Regions from separate parts of the Homo sapiens genome. Here region 1 is linked to region 2. Evidence: chromatin loops called from intact Hi-C (ENCODE). Cell type or tissue: CD4-positive, alpha-beta T cell. All regions are shown on one strand. Links, peaks and the distances in the headings refer to the core of each region. The heading gives the core; the rest is flanking DNA.

Region 1 (12,939 bases), core at 1,564-9,563, 99 kb before region 2:
AGCGCTCATTGGTCTAACTCCTGGGTACTAGAAATTAGAAAAAAAGAAAAAACAAAAACATTGCATTACAATTCAAAAGCTGAGACTATTTCTCAGCTTAGTTTTGAAAACAGAAAGATGATATTTTGAGAAGGCAAAAAGCACTATAAATTTTGAAACAATAAGTGGAAGATTTTGGAACATTTATCTAGATAATTCGGAGGAGTTAATCTGGTTTTGAAAAAAGGTGGTTTTAGCTATTCAACAGTAAAAATACTTATTGTTCTTAGTCCTGTGGAAAATACAAACTTATGACATGGTTTTTCAGTGCAGAGAACGTATTATCTCACTGAATTCTGATGACAGCACAGAACACAATGGAAATTATGTATCACTCAATTCTCAACTGTTGACTAAACACTTCTAGCTCAAGATGTCTGGCTTTATCTCTTTTCTTTCAAAAAATCATATTACAATGATATAACAAATACTCAGCAATCCTGTCAAGCCGTGAAATGTGTCCTCAGCACAGGAGAACAGAAAGATGTTTCTGATGAGAGTGAACTGATGGAGAAAGGCAACAGTGCTGAATCATTAAGTAATGTTAAATGGAAAGGCCACGGGGGCCTAAAAGAGTAGTTTTCTTGTTGGCTGGGCCAATCTCTTTTCCAGAAGCTGACTCTCAGCAACTGGCCTTCAGCTAAGACCACATTTAGAGCCAATAAAATGGGAGCTCGAGAACAGAGAATCAGGATTGCGCCCCAGGGGACTTCGTGCAGCCATGAGGACATTGGGAAGAGAGAAGCAGGATTGGGCTCCAGGAGACTTAGTGCAGACATGAGGACATTGAAAATAGAGAAGCAGGATTGTGCCCCAGGGGACTTAGTGCACCCATAAGGACACTGAAAATAGAGAAGCAGGATTGTGCCTCAGGGGACTTAGTGCAGCCATGAGGACATAAAGGTCCTGCACTTAGAAAATACATAACAAGTATTCCCTAAAAGAAAGCTAACCTGGCCATGTTTTTGCTACATGCACACACATCTACACGCACATGCACACACACATGCACACATATAGACAAGGAGTGAAGTCTCTTGTTGAATCTGTGTTCACTTCCAGGAAAACATAAACTTTCCTTTGAACACTGAAATATTCTGCTGCCAACAGCAGTCCAAAATATCAACTCTAGGTAGAAAAGACTAATGAATATTCAGCAATCCTTTGAGCAAATGCAATGACATGAAAGAAAGCTAATAAAATTCATAAAAGAACTAATGCCCTAAAGCAACCAAGGAGCATTTGAAAATCAGCAAAACCAGTAACTTCTGAAAGATTCAAAAGGTTAATTCATCCATTAAGAATAAGGCTGCTAAGAGAAAGAAATTATTAAAATGATCAATAAGTGGGAAGAATAGAAAATGAAACACAGTTGAAAAATCAACCTTAGATATTGCCCCAAATAAATAGAAAAAAAACTAAATCATCATAAATATGAAAGAACAGTTAGAAGATGATGCATGAAGCATAGGTCTAAGAATTCAAATGTCCATCAACCGGGTGCTTCTATGAAGGGATTGGAAGGAAAGGGAGAGAGACAGGGGAGACGGAGAGGGAGAGGAAGATGGGATAGGGAGAGAGAGGGAGAGAGGGAGAGGGAGATGGAAGAAAGAAAGGAAAGAAAGAAGAGAGAGAAAGAGGGAGAGAAAGAAAGAAAGAGAGAGGGAGGGAGGGAGAGAGGGAAGGAGGGAGGGAGAGAGAGAGAAAGAAGGAAAGAAAGAAAGAAGAAAGAAAGAAAAAAGAAAGAAAGAAAAGAAAGAAAGAAAAAAGAAAAAAGAAAGAAAGAAGAAAAATAAGAACATATATATTAAAATGTCCTATTCTTCCAAAAATACCCTAGGTCTATAGTTTTAATGGCTCCAACTGCTGTGGTCAATTTTAGACCATCAAGTCAATTCTAAAATGTATATAGGAGAATAAAGGACAAGGAAAATAGAAAATGTTGAAGAAAAACAAAATAGGGGCTTCCCTTTTCAGATAGTAATCATAACAAGGTGGAGTAATTAAGACAATTGTGGTCTAGGACAAGGAAAAACAAACAGTGCTGTGGAACCTGGAAGAGAGCCCAGAAGGCATTTAGGAAAGCTTGATGGATAACTAAAGTGGTACAAATCATTGGGGAAGGAATGAACTAGTCAATAAATGGTGCTGGGGTTATCGATTAGCCATATGGGAATCTACCTCACTTTTTACAAAGATAAAAGCATTCCCACATGAATTAAAAACTTAAATGTAAAAATCAAAACTTTAAAGTAGTGAGTTCAGAAAATATTTGTAGTGAGGATATTAAAAAATAGAAAGTACATATGCTCTACGAGTGAGTGAAAATTGGTTCCACCTCTTTGAAGAGCAATCTGGCTGTATCCATTTAATATCTATTATTAATGATTTCAATGGAAAGTGTGCATATACCCAGCAATTCTATGACTAGATATTTAGCCTCAGAAACCTAAAACATACTCTCAAGAAGACATAACAGGGTTATTTAAACAGCAAAGTAATAAATAAAATGAAGCAAAGTTTAAAACTAAAACCTCAATCAAGAGGAGCATAAATAAATGATGGTAAATTTCAACCAAATTCATAAATTGTAGTTTAATGCCTCAAATACTATATAATAGGTGTAAAAACAAGCTGGAGCTACTTAAAGCAACAAAAATAAATCTCAAAAAAAACAAGCTGCAAAATTGTGTAATAGTATAATACCACTTCTTAAAGCACAAAAATACACAAAACTGGCCGGGTGCAGTGGCTCACACCTGTAATTCCAGCACTTTGGGAGGCCAAGGCAGATGGATCACGAGGTCAAGAGTTTGAGACCAGCCTGGCCAACATAGTGAAACCATGTCTCTACTAAAAATACAAAAATTAGCTGGGCGTGGTGGCGGGGCGCCTGTAATCCCAGCTACTTGGGAGGCTGAGGCAGGAGAATCGCTTGAAACTGGGAGGTGGAGGTTGCAGTGAGCTGAGATTGTGTCACTGCACTCCAGCCTGGGCGACAGTATGAGACTAAGTCTCGAAAAAAACAACAACAACAAAACAAAAACAAAAAAACACAAAACAATGTTGTGTGTGTGTGTGTGTGTGTGTGTGTGTGTTCAAAATACTTAAAACGGCGTGGGAAATAAAGCACAGCACTGCATGGCGACAGGGAGCGGGTAAGGCAGTAGGGCCAAGGAGAGGTACACAGAGGCTTCAACTGTGTCTAATTTTTTTTTCACATGTGTAAGAAATTGATATGGCAAAAATCTCAAGATATGATAAACCTGTTACATAATTACTCAAGTCTGTCTTTTATTTTTCTCAACATTTTTCTGTATGTTTAGAATGTTTCATAATAGCCAAATATTTCACAATTAACAAATACTAAGTACAATATGATTTTAAAATAAACAGTGAGCGAATACATCAGTAAAATTTGTAGTTAATTCCAAATAAGGGTTAATGCAAGATATTTTACAAATTATTTATAATCTGAAGAGTCTAAGTGCCTTTCCTAGAGACACACAGCTGATAAATGGCAGAGCCACAATTTAAACTGAACTTCTCACCAAGGACCTCTCTCCTTTGCTTCAAATACTAGAAGAAAATATAGGAGCTAATTTAGAATACTGGTTGCGGAGGCCATCTTAAATAAGATATAATTCCCCAAAATCATAAAATCAAGCAACATAAACACAATTACAAAATGCAAATAAATCATGGGAAAATACTTGCAACATATATTTTTAAAAGGATTAATATTTAAAATACCTAAGGAGCTTCAACTCAGAGAAAAAGATGACACAATGAGAAAGCAAAACATATGAAGAAGCAATTTACTTTTTAAAAATACCAAGAGACAAAAAAGAAGGAAATACTTCAAAATAAAAAATAATAAAAATAAATAACAAATAATAAAACAATATTAGAGTGGAAGATTTTGAACTGTCCCTCCATGCACTGCTGGCCAGAGTGCAGGGAAACGCTTTTGTATATCATGGTTGAGACTCCAAAACTGTAGGGTAATTTGGCAGGATCTTTCAAAACCATAAACGTGCAAATCTTATGTAGTTCTAAAACAGTTTTCCTACATAAACTCAAAACCGTATGTATAGCGTTGTTTGAAATAATGAAAAATTGGAAGTATGCAGACTACTCATAAATGGAAAATGGCTAAAGTGTAGAGTACCCACATTGTGGAATATAGTGCAGTTATACACAGTTGTATATATTCTCTCTATATAGTTACAATGACCTTTTGGTCAATGAGGAACCACATCTGCAATGGTGCTCTCATTAGATTATAATGGAGCTGAAAAATTCCTAACACCTAGTGACATTGTAGCCATCGAAACATTGTAGCACAAGGCATTAGTCATGTGTTTGTGATAATGCTGGTGTAAATAAACCTACTACACTGTCAATCATATAAAACTATAGCAGTATAGTTATGTACACTATATAGTGCTTGATAATAATATCTGACTGTGTCACTGGTTTATGTATTTACTATACTACTCTTTTTATTGCTATTTTAGCGTGTATTTTACTCCTACTTACTTACAGTTAACTGTAGCGGAGCCTTAGGCTGACCTTTCAGGAGGTACCCAGAGGAAGGCACTGTTATCACAGGAGATGACAGCTCCATGGGTGTTACCATCCCTGAAGACCTTCTGGTGGGACAACATGTGGTGGTAGATGACAGTGACATTGATGATCCTGACCCTGTGTAGGCGTAGACCTGCACACATTAGTGTGTGTTTATGTTTTAGTTTTTAGAGAAAAAAAAATTAAGGTTAAAAAATTTAAAAAGCTTATAGAATAAGATTGTGAAGAAAAAAGTATTTTGGTCAGTTGTACAATTAGTTCTTTTTTTTTTTTTTTTTTTTTTCGAGATGGAGTCTCGCTCTGTCGCCCAGGCTGGAGTGCAGTGGCGCGATCTCGGCTCACTGCAACCTCCGCTTCCCGGGTTCACGCCATTCTTTTGCCTCAGCCTCCCCAGCAGCTGGGACTACAGGCACCAGCAACCATGCCCGGCTAATTTTTTTGTACTTTTAGTAGAGACGGGGTTTCACCGTGTTAGCCAGAATGGTCTCGATCTCCTGACCTCGTGATCTGCCCGCCTCGGCCTCCCAAAGTGCTGGGATTACAGGCTTGAGCCACCGCACCTGGCCAATACGTTCATGTTTTAAGCTAAGTGTTATTGTAAGGGAGTCAAAAAGTTAAAAAATAATTTAAAAGTTTATAAAGTAAAAAGTTATAGTAAGGTAAGGTTAATTTACTATTAAAGAAAAAAATAAGTTTTATAAATTTAGTGTAGCCTAGGTGTACAGTGTTTATATAGTCTACACAGTGTACAGGAATGTCCAAGTCCTTCACATCCACTCACCACTCACTCACTGACTCACCCAGAACAACTTCCAATCCTGCAGGCTCCATTCATGGTAAGTGCCATACACAGATGTGTTATTTTTAATTTTTTATACTACATATTTATGGTACCTTTTCTGTCTTTAAATATGTTTAAGTACATAAATATTTACCATTGTGTTACAATTGCCTGCAGTATTCAACACAGCAGCATGCCATACAGGTTTATATAGCATTTAGCCTAGGCTACACAATCTAGGCTTGTGTAAATACACTCTGTGATGTTCACACAATGACAAAATGTCCTAACAATGAATTGTTAGTGTATGTTCTCAGAACATATCCCTGTGTTAAGTGACACATGACTGCATATCACTTTATATTTTAAAACGATGTATTATATCCAAAAATAATGAGCTATGTTCACTTGTACTGCCATGGAAAGGTCACCAAGAAAAAAGAAAGTTAACTAAAAAAGCATATCAAATAACAATTTATTTAGGATAATTCTATTAACTTTAAAAAGATTAAATTATGTTATACGTAACATAATTATAAAATATAATCATGATGACATACACATTACAATATAATTCACACACACATATGCACACACACATATATACTTAAAAGTTATTTTAAGAAACAGTACTATCAGAAGGGTGATTAGGGGGGTGAAGGGGAAAATAATAAAAGGACTTCAACATTTTACTGCATGTGCTTCTGTACTACGTGAATGTTTTTTATAATGTATGATTTTGAATGACTTTGTAATAAAAAATTATGAAATGTCCAAAAAATAAATTTCATGCTATGATTATTGATAATAAACAAATGCATGCTTAGCATTTCATTTGGCTTTGCCTTTATAGACATAGTGTTAGTAAAAGAAGTATGTGGGAGAATATTAATGAAGCAGTGAGATTTAGTTTGGTTTGATCGTGTGGCTCGTTATAGAATCCACTTTTTATTTTAATTTCCTTGGATATAATTATGTGGGCAAATACATGCTTTTTATGGCAATGTTGATAATCTGTAAACATTATTAAACACTTACACTATACCCTTTAAAGGCGTTACATAAATTATGTCAGCTATTCCTTACGAAAACCTCTTGCAATAGGTACTAATTTTATCCCCATTTTATAGACAAAAACACTAAATTTGGAAAGATCAGGTGCCCTTGGAATTTGAACCCAGGCAGTCAGGCTCTAGGACTTGTTTTTGTAACTGACTACACTCTGTAGCTCCTCAGACTCGAAGTCACATCTTCGTCTTTTTGTCTCTTCTGTACCATGTGTGCTGCCTTTGGAGCAGCTGGATATATTCAAGATTAAATCAGTGTGTTATCAAATCACTTAAATCCTCAAGTTTAAGAGACTCTAACAAAATTCAGAATCAGCTGGCCATACATGATATTACTAATTTACTTGCTGTACCAATAATAATTATTATTTGAATAGGCTGCATGTTACTGAGTTAAGACATGCTGTCAATAGTTATTGTGGTATTCTTTTATTTTATTGACTATTCTGGCAGCCATACTTCACTTAGAGTGACAGTAAGTACTACCTGGCTTGTCTCTTTTGCTACAGTGCATCAATATTGATCCTTTTCCTAGCTCAACATTCTTAACGTGACTGAATATTTACTGCTAGTCTTGACTGAAAGTACGATAAATGATAACATATATCAAATTCTAAAAAGTCACAAATTCTAGAAAAGACAAAAGTGTATTTGATTTAAAAGCTTTTATTTTGAGGGTTTACCTCAATTGGCTTGTGATCTGAGTGTCAGTATCCTTTCTCTTCCATTGTTACTTTCTTCTAGCTTAAGTTGGGAAAGAGGAGGTTTGTCTAGTACTTGTTCCTGAACCATCTTCCTGACAGCTAGCTGCCCATCCTTAGCAGATGTTTCTCCCCACCTGTTTCAGCTTGCCGGGGCCACAGTTCATTCACTGATGGGTGTATCTTGAAGTTCTGAGCTATAATAGGATCTTCACGGATATCAGGAGAGAGGTAAATATGAGGTGCAAAGGAAAACATTTTTAACAGTGCATGTGATCTGATTTTTATTTTTAGTAGTCCAAGAGATAAGCATCAAAAAGATGGCCTTTAACATTCAGTCTTTTGAGTATCTTGCCGCCTTGTTTTCCTGTCCTCAGGTCACCAGCATTGGAAAGAATGGCAGATAACATGTATTCTAAACCATTGTGAGGAAACTCACCCTCTACCCCAAAGTTAGTGTTGTTTTAAAATTTGCTCATATCAGCAGATAACACATGAAAGAGAGTTGTACTCAATAACACATTTCCCAGCATCATGATTATTTAGTTCAGACAAACCTCTGGGCTGGGAAAAGGAAGTTCTAGGTAGTCCAGAGGGCTTTGGTACATTCTGGTATCAAGTGAGGAATCAAGATTTTTGCTGATCTTCCAGGAGTACCTGTTGAATTGGACTTACACATCTCTTCCAAAGATAAGCATTTATTCTTATAGAGAGTAGAGTCTAGACCCATATTTTAAAAGAAAAACAATACCCTAAATGCAACATAAGCTGCACGGGCCCAACACACAATAGAAGTCAGGCTTTGCACTATTCAAAAGAACAATATCGGGGGTCTTCCAGTTCCAAAATAGTGTTTTAAATGTAAGCTGGCTTTAGTCCCACTAAAGAAAACCAAAAACAAATATATAGCACCATGATTATCACCAGCAATATCCCAGAACTCGAATATGAGAATGAGTCAGTTCCTGGGGCCACAGAGAAGTTAAAAAATTCTGAGCAGATGGTAAGAGAATCAGATTTTTTGGAAGAACATTCCATGCTCATGGATAGGAAGAATCAATATCGTGAAAATGGCCATACAGCCCAAGGTAATTTATAGATTCAATGCCATCCCCATCAAGCTACCAATGACTTTCTTCACAGTTATTGGAAAAAACTACTTTAAAGTTCATATGGAACCAAAAAAGAGCCTGCACTGCCAAGACAATCCTAAGCCAAAAGAACAAAGCTGGAGGCATCATGCTACCTGACTTCAAACTATACTATAAGGCTACAGTAACCAAAACAGCATGGTACTGGTACCAAAACAGAGATATAGACCAATGGAGCAGAACAGAGCCATCAGAAATCATACCACACATTTACAACCATCTGATCTTTGACAAACCTGACAAAAACAAGAAATGGAGAAAGGGTTCCCTATTTAATAAATGGTGCTGGGAAACTGGCTAGCCATATATAGAAAGCTGAAACTCGATCCCTCCATTACACCTTATACAAAAATTAATTCAAGATGGATTAAAGACTTACATGTTAGACCTAAAACCACAAAAACCCTAGAAGAAAACCTAGGCAATAACATTCAGGACATAGGCATGGGCAAGGATTTCATGTCTAAAACACCAAAAGCAATGGCAACAAAAGCCAAAATTGACAAATGGGATCTAATTAAACTAAAGAGCTTCTGCACAGCAAAAGAAGCTATCATCAGAGTGAACAGGCAACCTACAGAATGGCAGAAAATTTTTTCAATCTACCCATCTGACAAAAGGCTAATATCCAGAATCTACAAAGAACTTAAACAAATTTACAAGAAAAAATCAAACAACCCCATCAAAAAGTGGGCAAAGGCTATAAACAGACACTTCTCCAAAGAAGACATTTATGCAGCCAACAGACACATGAAAAAATGCTCATCATCACTGGCCATCAGAGAAATGCAAATCAAAACCACAATGAGATATCATCTCACACCAGTTAGAGTGGCGATCATTAAAAAGTCAGGAAACAACAGGTGCTGGAGAGGATGTGGAGAAATAGGAACACTTTTACACTGTTCGTGGGATTATAAACTAGTTCAACCATTGTGGAAGACAGTGTGGCGATTCCTCAAGGATCTAGAACTAGAAATACCATTTGATCCAGCCATCCCATTACTGGGTATATACCCAAAGGATTATAAATCATGCTGCTATAAAGACACATGCACACGTATGTTTATTGCAGCACTATTCACAATAGCAAAGACTTGGAACCAACCCAAATGTCCACCAATGATAGACTGGATTAAGAAAATGTGGCACATATACACCATGGAATACTATGCAGCCATAAAAAATGATGAGTTCATGTCCTTTGTAGGGACATGGATGAAGCTGGAAACCATCATTGTGAGCAAACTATTTCAAGGAGAGAAAACCAAACACCACGTGTTCTCACTCATAGGTGGGAATTGAACAATGAGAACACTTGGACACAGGAAGGGGAACATCACACACTGGGGCCTGTTGTGGGTTGTGGGGAGGGGGGAGGGATAGCATTAGGAGATATACCTAATGTAAATGATGAGTTAATGGGTGCAGCACACAAACATGGCAGATGTATACATATGTAACCAACCTGCACATTGTGCACATGTACCCTAAAACTTAAAGTATAATAATAAAAAAAAGAGAATCAGATTGTTTTATATGCATGAAGTCCCTCCCCTAAATCTTCCCAGCACCAAGTGCATAGAAAATTTCCCTTAACTCATGGTTTCTAAACTGGAAAAAGTGAGGTCAAGGTGGAAAACTACCTTCCACACAATCCTGGATTCTTTGACAGGAGACCTGCCCGTGCCTCAAACCATTGGAGGCATCATGAGTTCCTGAAGGAAGACATATCCCTGAGGACAGCCAGAGACAAAGGTGAGAGGTAGGACTACCATTTCCAGCCTTGGAAACTGCTCTGTGACTCAACTAAAGGAGATGCCAAATTAGAGTGACTGTTCAGCAGTATCATGCTGTAGGAAGTATGTTTCACAGTTCTCCTGGGCACGAACTCCTAGACAGCCTTTTCACACTACTGGGATATCCTCTTTTGGACCTCCGCATTCAGGATGCAGAATAGGACTCCTATCATTTACTAGAGCCAAAGCAAACCTGGACTTAAGGCACCATTAGTACTGAAATGGAGGCCATGACCTAGGAGAGAAAAAAAAGAAATTCAGCAGGTAAATTCTAAATAATTCTTAAGCAAACATATCCAATAAAAACCAAACCAAGCCAGACAGGAAGACTGGAATAAATAAATAATCCTTCAGTGCAAAGACATAGATGTACATCTACAAGAAACGATAGCAAAGAGGAAATCATGACCTCCCCAAATAAACAAAGCAATAAACCAGTGACTAACACTAACAAGATAGTGATATATGAGCTCCCTGACACAAGAATTCAAAACAGCAGTTTTAAGAAGACTCAGTGATTTCCAAGATAACACAGAAGAGAAATTTGGAAATTATCATAAAAATTTAACAGAAAGATTAAAATAATTTTAAAAATCAAACTGAAATCCTGGAACTGAGAAATATATTTGCTAAACAGAAAAATTCATTAGAGGCTCTCAACAGCAGACTAGATCTAGAAGAGGAAAGAATCAGTGAATTCGAAGACAAGCTATTTGAAAATACAAAGAAGAAAAAAAGAATAAAAATAAAAGAAGATTGCCTACACAATACAGAAAATTACCTAAAAAAAAATCTAAAAAATATTGGCATTCAAGAGGGAGCCAAGCAACAGCAAGAGATAGAAAGCTTATTTAAAGAAATAATAACTGACAACTTTCCAAAACTCGAGAAAGATACAAATATCTAGGTACAAGAAAGTCAGAGAACACCAAACAGATTTGACCCCAACAAGACTATCCCAAGGCAGACAATGTTTAAACTTTGAGAGTTTAATCATCAAATTCTCAAAGGTCAAGGACAAAGAGAGGGAGGATCCTAAAGGCAGCAAGAGAAAAGAAGCTAATAACATACAAAAGAACTTCAATTCATCTGGCAACAGAGTGCTCAACAGAAATCACATAGGCCAGGAGGGAGTAGAACAACACTTTCAAAATGTTGAAACAAAAACAAAACGGCCATGCAAGAATATCTTATCCAGACAAGCTATCTTTAAAATATAAAGGAGGTATAAAGTCTTTTCTACATAAACAAAAGTTGACAGAACTCATAGAACCAGCCCCATCTTATAAGAAATGCTAAAGGAAGTTCTTCAATCAGAAAGGAAAAAAATCCCTAATATGTAAAAAGAAAACATTTGAAGGTATAAAACCCACTGGAAAACAACATAGACAACCCCAGAATACTCCCATACTGTAATTATGGTGTGAAATCCACTTACAACTCTAGTAAGAAGCCTGTAAGACAAATCTATCAAAAACATTAACTACTGCAACCTATTAAGAAATAGGCAGTAGGCCGGGCGCGGTGGCTCACGCCTGTAATCCCAGCACTTTGGGAGGCCGAGGCGGGCGGATCACGAGGTCAGGAGATCGAGACCATCCCGGCTAAAACGGTGAAACCCCGTCTCTACTAAAAATACAAAAAAAAAAAATTAGCCGGGCGTAGCGGCGGGCGCCTGTAGTCCCAGCTACTTGGGAGGCTGAGGCAGGAGAATGGCGTGAACCCGGGAGGCGGAGCTTGCAGTGAGCCGAGATCCCGCCACTGCACTCCAGCCTGGGCGACAGAGCGAGACTCTGTCTCAAAAAAAAAAAAAAAAAAAAAGAAATAGGCAGTATAAAAATATATAAATTGAGACTGGACACTGTAGCTCATGCCTGTAATTCCAGGACTTTGGGAGGTCAAAGCAGGGGGATTGCTTGAGGCCAGAAGGCCAAGACCTGCCTGGACAACACAGCAAGACCCCATCTCTACAAAACATTAAAACATTAGCCAGATGTGGTGGAACGCACCCACTATAGTGCTAGTGACTCAGGAGACTGAGGTGGGAGAAACACTTGAGCCTTGGAGTTAGAGGCTTCAGTGAGCCATAATCACACCACTGCACTCCAGCCTGGATGACAGAGTGAGACCCTGTCTCAAAAAAAAATGTAAATTGAGATGACAAAAAGTCAAATGGACTGGAGAAGGACTGGGGTGCAGCTAAAGAATAAACTTTGTTGTTGCTTTTTTTTGTATCTTTTTTGTGATCTAAGATAAGCTGTTGTATTAGGCCATTTTTGTGTTGTTATAAATAAATATCTGAGGCCAGGCAATTTATATAGAGAAGAAGTTTAATTGGCTCACAGTTCCACAGACTGTACAGGAAGCACAGTGCTGGCATTTGCTAAGCTTTTGATGAGGGCCTCAGGAAGCCTATCGTCATGGCAGAAGGTGAAGGGGGAGCAGGCATGTCACATGGTGAGAGTAGGAGCAAGAGAAAGAGGGGAGAGGTGCTACATACTTTTAAACAATCAGATCTCACATGAACTCAGAGTAACTCACTCATCACCAAGGGGATGACACTAAGCCATTCATGAGGGATCTGTCCCCATGATCTAGACATCTCCCACCAGGCCTTACCTTCAACACTGGGGATTATATTTCAACATGAGATTTGGAGAGGACAAATATGCAAAACACATCAATTGTCATCTCTTTAAAATAACTTGTTATATCTATGAGATGGTTTCTGTAAGCCACATAGTATTCGCAATGCAAAATTCTATAATAGATACTAAAAATACAAACTAAATAAATTAAAACATACTTAGA
Region 2 (12,939 bases), core at 4,008-12,007:
AGCATACAAAATATGCCAGTATCTTGAAATTTTATTATTATTATTGGATTTTTGTTTTGTTTTAGTTGCTGTTTTACTTAAAAATGTATTTTGGAGATTATTCCATATCAATTCTTTTTTTTTTTTTTTTTTTGAGACTGGGTCTCACTCCGTCATCTAGGCTGGAGTGCAGTGGCAGCATCTCAACTCACTGCAACCTCTGCCTCCCAGGCTCAAGCAGTTCCACCACCTCAGCCTCCTAACCAAGTAGCTGGGACCACAGGCGCGTGCCACCATGCCAGGCTAATTTGTGTGTGTGTGTGTATTTTTAGTAGAGACGGGGTTTCACCATGTTGCCCAGGCTGGTCTTGAACTCCTAAGCTCAGGCTATCCACCCCCCTACAGCCTCCCGAAGTCCTAGAATTACAGCTGGAGCCACCTCACCCAGCCCCATATCAATTCTTAAAGAGCTTCCTCGTTACTGAGTATGGCTGCTTAGTATTCATTTCATCAAAATAGCATAATTTTTATAACTAACTTCTTATTAATGGACATTTAAATTGCTTCTAATCTGTTGTTATTTCATGTAGTGAAAAACCTTGTGCATATATCAATTAGCACATTTATTTAGTTTACTTACAACATTAGTACCTGAGGTGGAATTGCAGAGTCAGTGTATACAAACTGGCATTTTTGATAAACATTGCCAAATTGTTCCTTATAGGAATTATACTAACTTGCATTCTCACAGGTAGAGTATGAGAAGTGCTCTCTTTGACTTGAGAGCCGAAAACTATATCATTAAGTCATATCCAGCTGGAATAAGTTATCTTACATCAACTCACAGGCATTCATTCTAAGGAGATTTCTGTCTATCAAAGGTAAATATGCTCACCTCCTGGATCAGTGGTTCTTTCAATCAGGGACAATTACGTCCTCCCAGAAATGTCTGGAGACATTTTTTATTGTCACAGCTGGAAGTAGGGGCACTACTGGGATCTGGGGAGCGGAGGCCAGCATTGCGCTGCTAAACATCCTACTGTGCATAGGACAATCCTCCTTTCTTCCCTTCCCCACTACAAGCTATCTGGTCCAAAATGTCGATAGTTCCAGGGTGAGAAACTCTACCCTAGATTAACATCTAGCTCCTCTTGATCATATTAAATACGTCTTACAAAGCTTAGGATTCTCCACTCTAATTTAAGATCTGTGCTGAATAAAATGACAAATCCTCTGTACTTCTATAGGACATTGGGGGGCGGGGGTTGTGTTTTGTTTCTTTTACAACACTTTAATTCTGTTTAATGCAGGAAGTGTGAGCTCCTCAGAGACATAAGTGTGTCTTATTTATATTTGTATACTGAATATCTGGCACAAAAAGGCAGTTAGCTTATTAAATAAATGAATGGATGTCAGCAGTATTTTGTAATTGTCTTTGTGTGATTTAAGGGATTATTTTATCTTTAATGAAAGACCATTCTTTTTCATCTTTACTTGATTCACCTTTCTCTTATTTCAAATGTTCACTTTTCTTTAGACTTACTTACATAGGGGCAACTTTTTCTAGCCTATAGAATAGCTATACAGGAAATGTCAATTGAATTAGAAATATTGGCCTTTTCCCTGATTTGAACATCTACAAAGCAGTTTATTACCACTGCATTAAGCCACTTAATTATATACACTCTTGCTCACTTATAGCTTCTTATTGAATTTGTCTTGTCTCCTCAAAAGGATTGATATTTCCTTAAGGGCAAAAAGCAAAACCTTTATGTACTCGCGATGCCTAACTTAATGTTTTACAGACTGTAAAGCAAGAGAGTGACGGGTTCTTTCCTTCTCTTCCTCGCTTTTTTAATCACAACTGTCAGATCAAACCTGAAGATTGTGGCCCCAGCAAAGAAGCTATTCATTCTCAAGAGCAGAGCACCCCACATTCTCTCAGGCAGCCTGGTTCTCCTTGCAAACAGCAAATGGGGAGCACAGAGCAGGTATAGACCATAAGACCCTGAGGAATTTGCCTATTCCTGGGTTTCTCTGTGTTCTCTAAGAGCAGAAGAGCCCCCAAGGCACCATCTCAGTGAACAGCTCCCTTTCCCTGTGGATTCCTCACTGTATAAATATTGCCACCAGACATTTTTCCATCCTCCAATGTGATTAAAGACCCAAGTAGGGCCAGGCGTGGTGGCTCACGCCTGTAATCCCAGCACTTTGGGAGACTGAAGCCGGTGGATCACCTGAGGTCAGGAGTTCGAGACCAGCCTGGCCAACATGGCGAAACCCCTTCTCTGTTAAAAATACAAAAAAATTAGCCAGGTGTGGTGGCACACATCTGTAATCCCAGCTGCTCAGGAGGCTGAGGCAAGAGTACTGCTTGAACTTGGTGGTGTCTGACTTGGTGGTGTCTGATGTGAGCTAAAAGCAGAAATTACCAATAAGCTCTCAGCCTATTATGGCATAGCAGGGATCTCCCACTTAGGTGTCCGCCTCTGCATTTGGAAGATGCCTTTGCCAAAAGGCAAGCAAGTGGAGTGGAAGACTTGTTTTAATGTGAACCTGGAACAGTTGGGGGTGGTAGAGGGGGGCAGTGTGGCAGCCAGAGAAAAAGGCAGCAAGATCAGTAAGGTCAAGAATGCAGCAAGGACAAGAATACTTGTTTGTAAGGCTGAGTGGCACTTTACTGGTGCTAAATATATCCTGTAGAAAATTGGGATGCAGAGCAGCTTTGATCATATCTAACACAGGATTTTAAAATGCAAATGCAAAAACATGCAAATGGAGGCTGCCTAGTTTACTTTTATTAGCGTGTTGTTTAACCCTGAGATTAGCCCTGAGATCCTGTTGCATTCTCTTTGCAATTAAAATAAGCTTGCAATTGAAGTCCTTCAAAGCTGAGTTGCAAAAGAAGAAAATATTCAGATTTGAATATTTGTCAGGCAAACCAAGTAGATGGTAAGATCCAGCTTGATTAGAGAAGGAAAGAATAACAAACCTAAATGTTTTAATCACCTCTTCTGGAGAAGAGTTCAAGTTTTTTAAAAAATATTTTTGTTGAAAACGGACCAAAAAAGTCTATTCCTCCCACCTGAATGAAAAAGAATAAAGCTTATTGTGTGTTAATTTTCAAGTTAGCTAAATGTTACTTCTTCAAGTGGTAGTCTTTAGATTGGGATTTAGGGGAACATATAGTAAACTTATTTAAATGTTGGACCATGTAAGATGGACTCTCTGTAAAATACATTTCATAATTCCTGCCTCCATAGGTAAATTATGCCAAAATACGAATTTTTAAGAATAATAACTCACGATTGTTTATTATATTCTAAGCAGCATGCTAAGTGTTTAACCTATTTCATTTGAGCTCATAACAAGTCTTTGAAGCAGGTCCATTTTATTTTGTGACATTTTCCAATGCCATAGAGAAAAGGATACTAATGTGCAGCCGTGGAAAGGCTGCTAGTGACAGGGCTCAGAAACTACCCCGACGTAGGGCGCCTTGGCATAGTGACTATTTTAAGCTGAAGGAATTTGAGAAATGGCAAGTACAGGAAGGACTCTCACGCCCCTTTCTCTCCAAAGCAGGTCATACGACCCTCATGTGAGGGGTGCCCTCCCCATACCCAGAGGGAATCCAAGTGGAGTCAAAGGAACAGGCCTTGCTAAGTTTCCAGCAGTTTACTACTCTTAGCTCCTGCCCATTTGTCTTATCACATTTTTCCATGATTTTCCACTCTTCATCAACCCTACTATAAAAATGCTCAGGTTTGGCCAGGCACAGTGGCTCATGCCTGTAATCCCAGCACTTTGGGAGGTCGAGGGAGTGGATCACGAGGTCAGGAGATGGAGACCATCCTGGCTAACATGATGAAACCCCATCTCTACTAAAAAGACAAAAACTAGCTGGGTGTTGTGGTGCATGCCTTTAATCCTAGCTACTCGGGAGACTGAGGCACGAGAATTGCTTGAACCCAGGAGGTGGAGGTTGCAGGTTGGCACCACTGTGCTCCACCCTGGTGACAGAGCAAGACTCTGTCTCAAAAAAAAAAAATGCTCAGGCTTAACCATTCTACAAGTCTTCATTTCCTTTTGAAGGCTTCTATGTCACATAAAGCTTATGTTAAATACAGTTATATGCTTTTCTTTTGATACTCTGGCGTTTGTCTGGAAATTCTTTTTCCTACTACCTTCCTAGGTTCTCAGGGCTCCAGCCAGAGAACCTAGGAAGGTAAGAGGAAAAAGAATTTTCCCTCCCCTAAAACACTGAGCGTAAACCTTCTAAAATGATCTGCAAATATGTGTGTGTACACGTACATGCATGTGATTCTAGAGGGTTCATGGTTTTCATCAACTTCTCAGAAGAGTCTATGGCTCTTAAAATGTCCAAACTGGATTAATCATTATGAAGATTTCTGTATCGGATTTCTGTATTGCCCAATTGACCTTTATTAGCTTCGGTTAGTAATAGGGTTTAAAGGAATGTTCCTATACCACTATGCTTTTTGAGTTTTCTGTTACTGTTCTTACTGTCTGATGATGCTGCTTGTCCAAGTCATTGAGTTTGCCTCCACAAAAAATAAAAATTAAAAGAGGTCTCTCTTCCCTGTGTAAAACTGGTTAACAATGTGGACTCAGGAGCCAGATGGTCTGGATTTAAATTCGGTCTGCACAACTCACTAGTGGTGTGACCTTGCCTCAGATTCCAGATCTGCAAAGCAGGGCACATAGTAAGACCATCCTTATAGAGCTGTTCTAAGGAGTAGATGAGTTCACATACAGAACAGTGTCTGCAATAGAGAAAGCAAGAAATAAGTGCTTGCTGTCCCATGATTCTAATCTGTTGTGAATTTAGAAGCCATCTGTTCAAATTGTATTTGACAAAAGGGGGAATATTTAGGGTCATCGTGCTTCTTAAACCCCTTTTTTTTTAACCTCTTGGTTTTTATCCAGTCTTGCTTACAGTGGAATTCAGTAAGATAACAGGCCATGCGCTCGTTTTTCTAGAACAATGTTGAAAAGACAAACTGGATGGGGAGAAGGGATGCAGCTTGTTTCTCATGAGCCTTTTATTAAAGTAACCATTATAATTGAAAGTCCACATGACACTGTTAGTAGCACTAAGCAAAGCAGTCTTCCTTTCTCTTCAGCCATTTTGACTTGCTTTAGCCACAGTCTGAAGGGACAAAACAATTTTTCAGCTAATGTCTTCAAAAAGTGCATTTTAGGCAGCTGTTAGTGCCCCGGTATGATGTTTTTAAAGAAAGAAGAAGGGACTGCTCTTCCCAGCCTGTGGCTGTTTCCTAGGATTGAATCACTTCTCCTTCAAACTCTGCACTGGCAGAATCTGCTGGGTTCAGAATGCAAATGATCCAGGCAAAAGTTCCCAATTAAAGGGAGCAATTAGATCAGATTGAATAGGATGCCAGATGATGTTTTTTCTTTACTCTTTTCTTGAGGATTAGTAATCTCTTACTTTTTGCCTTGCTGTTCTCTGAGGGTCTTTGCAGGAGCTATCTGATTACTAAAAACAGCTGTCAGATGGCTGGAAAGAAAGGTGCTCACTGAGGTCCCTGTAACTCTTATTTAATATCACTAAAGAGGCATGATGACATCCTGGAGCCCTTGTTCTAGCAGTGCAGTGGTTCTGAAGTGGGCTAAGGTAATTGCTGCCCACAGGATTATCACTATGACCTGCACTACATCAGCCTCCTGTCGGTCCAGGGCCACCACACCTCTCCCCATCCGTTCTGCTTAATGCTCTTCCCATCAGCGTGGCTTTGGGGGAAGTCACAAAGGGCTGAGATTCCCTGCTGCCTCTCTTATTAAGTGCAGGTGTCTGTTATGAAAATAGGCAGCATGGCATAGTAGTGGAACTCACTATTTTCAGAATGGTCAGTGACAGTGTCAGCTTTCAACAAGCTGGTTGGACTTTCCCTAAGGTGACCAGTTATGAATGTCACTGTAGTGGATGTTAATGCCATCTAGGCTGCCCCTGGATTGCAAATCACTTGCAAATAGAAGGTTCCCTCTCCTCTAGGGAGATATATATAGATATATAGATATCTATAAAAATTTTAAAATTTTTTCTTTCTTTCCATTTTCTTCTCATGGTTACAGTTAATAAGGAAGCAGCATAGGAAGGGTCCAGGCATTCGCATCCATTAGAATTCAGTTCAACAGGAATTACAGGTATTCCATCTTGAGTGGGTTACTTAGCCTCTGGGCCTCAGTTTCCCTCCCTGTAAAAGGTGGATAATGTTTACCCTGAAGTCTTGCTGTATTACCAGAACAAGGCTTTAAGTCTCTGCTCACGATTTTAAGGATAGGTGCCAAAAGAGTCTGCTGTCAAGGATACGGTTCCCATTAAACTTAAAGATAAACTCAGAGGTACCATTAGCTTCTGTGTGATTTCTGCTCAATTCAGGAAGAATTTATAATGTTACAGAGAGTCTTTTAAGAAAACCTTTATTTGCTGAGCCCTCTTCTCAACCAGGTCTTGACCTTAGGCATCTGTGTTCATCTTTTGCAGAGTCCAGTTTTAGCAAGAACCTTGCTAAGCCAGCTTAGAGAGAATTCACCATCCCTGACATCTGATCGCTTTGGTCAACCATGCTTTCAGCAAGAATTTGTTAAGTGGTTTAGCAAAAATCCCCCTTCGCTTGATGTCTCCTCTTAGTAATTTTACATCCACTGACACACCTGCCCCCCACCACAACCCTCTCCTTGGCTAAATATCTCTACTTGTTCTTGTTGTATTTGAATTTGAGCCCCATCTCTCTACTCTATTGCAATATTCTTGATACCCATCACAAAAGTCCTGAATAAAGTCTTCTTACCATTTTAACAAGTGTCAGAATAACTTTTACTTTAACACAGATAAAAGCTTAAATACCAAGGTTTCTAAAAGAGGCTAACACTTTTATGGTGCTTAATATGTGCCAAGTTGCTGTTTGTTCTAAAGGCCAAATCTATTCCTCATGACAACCCAATGAGGCTGTACTATTATTATCCTCAGTTTATAGATTAAACTGGGGCCCTGAGAGGTTGAGTTACTTGCCCAAGCACACAGAGCTAAAGCTAGGTGGTGGAACTGATATTCTAATCCAAGGAGTCTGCCCCAGAGTCCATGTTCTTAAACACAATGTCAGACTGCCCTCAGAGGCCTGCAAATTAGAGTGGGAAGTCTACTGTCAGTACTCTTAGAGCAAGGTCTTCAAACCCAGCTGCACACACAACCCCAGGTAAGTAATGTTAACAAGTGTAGCAGGACTCCTGGTCACTTGGAGAGTCCACGCCCGTCAAGGGGGACAGTTCTTCTCAGCGCCACCTAGTGGTTGCCATGTGGAAATGCAAACCTTAACAATAAATAGAGGCAAGGGAGAATTCTGGATTTTTATGAAAGATCTCTTCAATTCAAAAGAAAAAGAAGGAAAAGAAAGGGAAGGAAAAAGGGAAAGAGTTCCATCATTGTGGAAAACATTGTGGAGATTCCTCAAAGACCTAAAAACAGAACTACCATTCAACCCAGCAATTCCATTATGGTGTATATTCCAAAGGATTATAAATCGTTCTGTCGTAAAGACACATGCATGTGTATGTTCATTGCAGCACTATTCACGATAGCAAAGACATGGAATCAACCTAAATGCCCAGCAATGATAAACTGGATAAAGAAAATGTGATACGCATACACCATGGAATACTATGCAGCCATAAAAAAAGAATGAGATCATGTCTTTTGCAGAAACATGGATAGAGCTGGAGGCCATTATCCTTAGCAAACTAATGCAGCAACAGAAAATCAAATACTTCACTTTTAAGTGGGAGCTAAATGATGAGAACCCATGGACACATACAGGAGAACAACAGACACTAGGGCCTATCAGAGGGTGGAGAGTGGGAGGAGGGAGAGGATCAGAAAAAAACTAACTAATGGGTACTAGGCTTAATAACTGGGTGATGAAATAATCTGTTCAGCAAACCCCTGTTACATGAGTTTACCCATGTAACAAACCTACACATTTACCTCTGAACTTAAAAAAAAGGTTTAAAAAAAGAGAAAGAAGGAAAAAGAAAGGGAAGGGGAAGAGGAAAGGAAGGAGGAAGAGAAAACCATGCAGGACACACACTCCACACACACACACACACACACACCCAGATGCAACACACCCTTCTGTAGAAGGGACTCATTAAGTCTGGGGGCCACCTGTTTGCACCTCATTTTTAGTGCAAGTTATTAAATCTTACCATAATGGACTCTGGTTGATGATAAAGACACATACTCCCCATTCTAAACCAACAAGTAGTTATACTTTTTAAATGTTCGATTTGCCTGACCCACTGGAGCCCATAGATTTCTGCCAGTCAGTGAGGGAGGGAAGGAGTGTTGGTTCAGAACTTCGGCGAGTCTCTTCTGGGCTCAGGGAGATGCTGTGACAATTCCATTAGCAGACAGATTGGAGAGTAGTATTGATTTGTTATCTATGCATAAATACAGAGATTTCAAGTGCTAGGTCTTAGCCAAGCAATTTGGGCTTTTCTTCTTGAACTTCAATTGATGGACAATTAAACCTCTATTAGCAAAGCAAATGAAATAAAACGCACTTTCAAAGTTAAACTAAAAGTTAGCTATGTGTTGGAAATGGAAGTAAACACAGTGGACTTCTGAGAGTTTTGTGAAGTCATCTTCATCTAAGTCTTTTAACTTTCAGTTGCTGAACTTTGAGCTGTTCATGTTTTATAGTCCTCTTTGGCGAATTAACTTCCTTGGCACCAGCCTTACAACACAGGAGATATTCTGTGTTCCTGGCTTTATGAGACCTTCCAACTTTTCGTAGCAGGTGTTCAGCGTTCTTGGTTTTAGTTATCTAAACCTGGGTTACAGACACATAAAGTTTAATAAGTAAGATAACACCATTTTCTCACTTCCAAAAGCACTCTTTTACATTATGTTTTTCTTAACATTTCATGCCATGGATCAAATTTTCCTGTACGTTTGACATTTGGCAGAGCTGTAATAATGGCCATTTTGGAGGGTAACAGGATCAATTAACAACTTTTTATGCACAAGACCCTGCACTGTGTCCTCTGGAGTCAACAGAAATGAATCAATAGGCTTCTTTCTTTTCCTTCCGGGGCTTGCAGTGTTTTTGGAAAAATGAGGCATTTATATAAGTAACAATGGTGCGAAAACAGTGCATGAAAAGAACAATACAAAGGACACAGACGACCAACCAACCTGTAGGAGTTGTTTTTTTTTTTTTTTTCTTTTTTGAGAAAAGAGAGACTTCATAACTTGAAGGCTTTAGAGGACTTCAGAAAAAAAATGGGATTTAAGTGGGGCCTTGAAGAATAGGTAGGCTTTTTGAGGATGAGGAGGGCAGACAGTGGGAGGAAAAGTATAATAAACACAAATGCAAAACAGAGTGAAAGACTGGCTGGGGCAGAGCAAGTGATTTTGCAACAGAATACTGGGGTAAGGAAGAAATAGAATAGAAACCTACAGAAATGGTTTGAGCAGAAAGCAGTTAAGACCAGGGATGGGAAAATATTCAACCTATTCATATAAAGAATGAAGTTAGAAGGAAGAGCTTGTTTAGAGGAGAAAATGCATTCTATTTATTGTTAGATCTTATGTGATAGTAGATCACCTGGATTACATTGAGCTAAAGGATAAAATTATGTATTTTCAAAATCTAGGTCCAACCGGATTTGATTTTGCCTTATTTTGACACTTTGTAGCCTGAGTGAAGATCATACAGTTTGATGTATTATTCATCATGTGCAAAGAAGTGGAATCCTTGAATTTTGGAGCTGGAAAGATCCTCAGAAATCATTTAATTCATTTTGCCAGTGAGTTAATTTGGGGTTCAGAAAGATTGAGTGATTAGCCTGAAGTAACATGGCTTATTAATGATAAATATTAAAACACAGTCATCCACTAATTTCTGATCCATTGCTTTGTCCACATGACCTAGTGTCTAGTTATTCTTTCTAAAAAAATGCTTATAGGCCAGGTTCATGGGCTTCTACCTATAATCCTAGCACTTTCAGAGGTTGAGGCAGGAGGATCACTTGAGTCCAGGAGTTCAAGACTACCCTGGGCAACATGGAGAGACTCTGTCTCTACAAAAAAATTAAAAATTAGCTGAGCATGGTGGCATTCACCTGTAGTCCCAGCTACTTGGGAGGCCGAGGTGGGAAGATAGCTTGAGCCTGGGAGGTCGAGGCTGCAGTGAGCCATGACTGCATCCCTGAACTCCAGCCTAGGTGACAGAGCAAGACCCTGTCTCAAAAAAAAAAAAAGCTTATATATAAACACACACATATAATTTTACATAATGATATGCCCTAAATCATTTCTGATTTTTAAAATTCAGCATTTTCCACCTTTGGGTACTTTCATCTCCCCTCTCTGTCCCCAACTTATCACTCTCCCTCTATTTAACACCTAATATGTCTCATTCCAAATGTTTTTAGAATTTATGTAATCATACACAGACATATCTGTGTGTGTGCCTGTTTGTATGCATACATATGCAGTGTTTTAGGTCATTGTTTTACAAAAATGAAAATGTATATGCTGTTTTCTGGACCTTGTTTTTCTCATTCAATCATACCTTGAGGAAATCTCTTCCATGTGAAAAGTTATAGCTGAATTATTTACTTTACTGGTTGCATAATACTCTGTAGTAGAATTACATCATGACTTTTCCTATCATTCTGCCTATTTATAAAGACCAGTCTGTTTTTCTTCTACAAATAGTACTTCAGGAAACATCCCCATATTCATATATGTTGGTGTTTCTATTTCTGTTGATAGAGTTGGTATCATTGAGTCAAGGAAATGTGTATTTATAGTTTTAAAAATTAAACTGCCTCCATAAGAAAGCTGTAACAATACATATTTATTTGCACCTACAATTAATAAAAACACTTCCTTTTGCTAGGTCTCCCTAGACCTTACTATTAAAAGTCTATTTTTTTTAAGATTTTGCAGATGCAACTGGTGTGAAGTCAAATTGCATTGTTACTTTATTTGCATTATTTGACTACAAATGAATTTGATCATCTTTTCATAAGCTTGATGGTTACTTAAATTTCGTATCTTGTAAACTATGTTTTTATATTTGTTATCCATTTTTTCAATGGATTATTTGATCTCCTCATAAATGTTAAAGAGCTCCTGCTATATTATAGGTATTTTTGCCTGCCCTCTAGGGTTATACACTTTTTATTTCCCCCAAAATCTTGTATTTTTTATAGCATCTTTTGTCATGCCATAAAATTCAGGTTTTGAATTTTATTTAGTCACCTATGTTTGTTTTCTCTTACAGTGTTTCTACCATCTCAGAAAAAGCCTAGCTCACCTGTCTCTAGATTACATTTATGATTCGTAGGTTTTCTTATATGATTTTATTTATTTATTTTATATTTTAACCTTTAATCCACTGCATCCATCTAGGATTTATTTTTGGAATTGGTATAATATAAACATCTACTTTTCTTTTCTTCCAGATGCATGAACAGTTTGCCAACTCCTTCTATGAAATAACTCAGCCTTTCACCACCAAATTGTAATACTTCTTTTGTCATAGATTAAGTCCCCATTTATATTTGGATCTATCCCTAGATTTCTTATTTCACATATCTGTTTATGCCTACTTCAATACTTACTTATTGATTTAATTAGAGTGGCTTTACAGGATTTTCTGACATCTGCTAAGTCAGATTACACCAATAACTTTTGAGGTAGTTAGCAAACTTAGGTAGATACATGAAAAACCTATTTGCTAGACATTAGTGGGATGCAAGCAGAAACTAATATATCAAAATAATATTTTCGTAATTATAATTTTTTTCAAAATCTTTTTCTCAAGTCTATTTTTATTTATTTATTTTTCTTCTCCCTCCCCACAAGGTCTATTTTTATATCAACAGGTATGGGAAGAAAAGTTTTTAATGTGCTCTTATAAAAACGACAGTTTGGTTTATTTTTCAATCCTTAAGCGACGTACTGTATTAATGATGCTGTTTCCTTGATTCACAGGCTGGTTCTTCAGAGGAATCATCCCTGACTGTGTCATCACTCTGAGCTCTGACTGCGCTCCCCTCCCCCACCAGTGGGACCAGTACTCAAGAGAGCTCTGGAGTGCTCCTGAAGAGAAATTCCATGGGGACTGTACCTGACCCTCTGAGATCAGCTAAAACTTCCCTGATTGCAGCTTCCGGAAAAGAAGACGATCTAGGAGAGCCACAGGCTGCCTCACCTCGGCATCGACCAGCTCTCCTGTGTAAGAATGCCAATGGCTTTTCAGGTGCCCCTGCAGAACCAGACCTCAGCCCCAGGGCAGCTGCCGAAGCCCTGATGCAGGTTTGTGAGCATGAGACCACCCAACCAGATATGTCTTCTCCTGGTGTGTTCAATGAAGTGCAGAAAGCACCTGCCACATTCAACTCTCCCGGCAATCCCCAGCTGCCAGGGAGCAGCCAGCCCGCAGCATCAGCCCCGAGTTCTGCAGCAGGAAGGGATCTTATACACACACCATTGACAATGCCCGCCAATCAGCACACCTGCCAGTCCATCCCAGGTGATCAGCCCAATGCCATCACCTCATCCATGCCTGAAGATTCCCTGATGAGATCACAGAGAACCTCAAATAGAGAGCAACCTGAGAAACCAAGTTGTCCTGTGGGAGGCGTCCTCAGTAGCAGCAAAGATCAGGTGTCCTGTGAGTTTCCTTCTCCAGAAACAATCCAGGGAACAGTGCAGACTCCAGTGACAGCAGCCAGGGTGGTCAGTCACTCATCCTCTCCTGTAGGTGGACCTGAAGGGGAAAGGCAGGGAGCCATCTGTGACTCTGAAATGAGGTCCTGTAAACCTCTAACTAGAGAATCTGGATGTTCAGAGAACAAGCAGCCCTCTGTCACTGCCTCGGGCCCCCAAGGCACAACTTCTGTGAC

The links. Peaks named below come from ENCODE experiments on the same cell type or tissue, not always from the same donor. Only the 100,000 strongest peaks of a DNase experiment are listed, where the experiment ranks them.
Region 1: a loop joins it to region 2, with 2.5 times the contacts of the local background. A loop is called at or near these places in 2 of 110 quality-filtered maps.

Annotation. Positions count from the first base shown.
Region 1 is chr4:89,345,423-89,358,361 of GRCh38, reverse strand. No RefSeq gene overlaps it. Among named protein-coding and RNA genes, the nearest start is that of GPRIN3, 44 kb to the right of the region's middle. In CD4-positive, alpha-beta T cell, for the core only: no CTCF peak of the experiment used is centred there; a DNase peak (open chromatin) is centred at 4,661.
Region 2 is chr4:89,249,320-89,262,258 of GRCh38, reverse strand. It overlaps GPRIN3 (GPRIN family member 3), which reads left to right. Exons shown (of 2, transcript NM_198281.3): 2 at 12,026-12,939. The coding sequence starts at 12,149. Among named protein-coding and RNA genes, the nearest start is that of GPRIN3, 52 kb to the left of the region's middle. In CD4-positive, alpha-beta T cell, for the core only: CTCF peaks have their summits at 7,123 and 7,322 (motif pointing left); a DNase peak (open chromatin) is centred at 7,278; H3K27ac peaks cover 3,311 bases.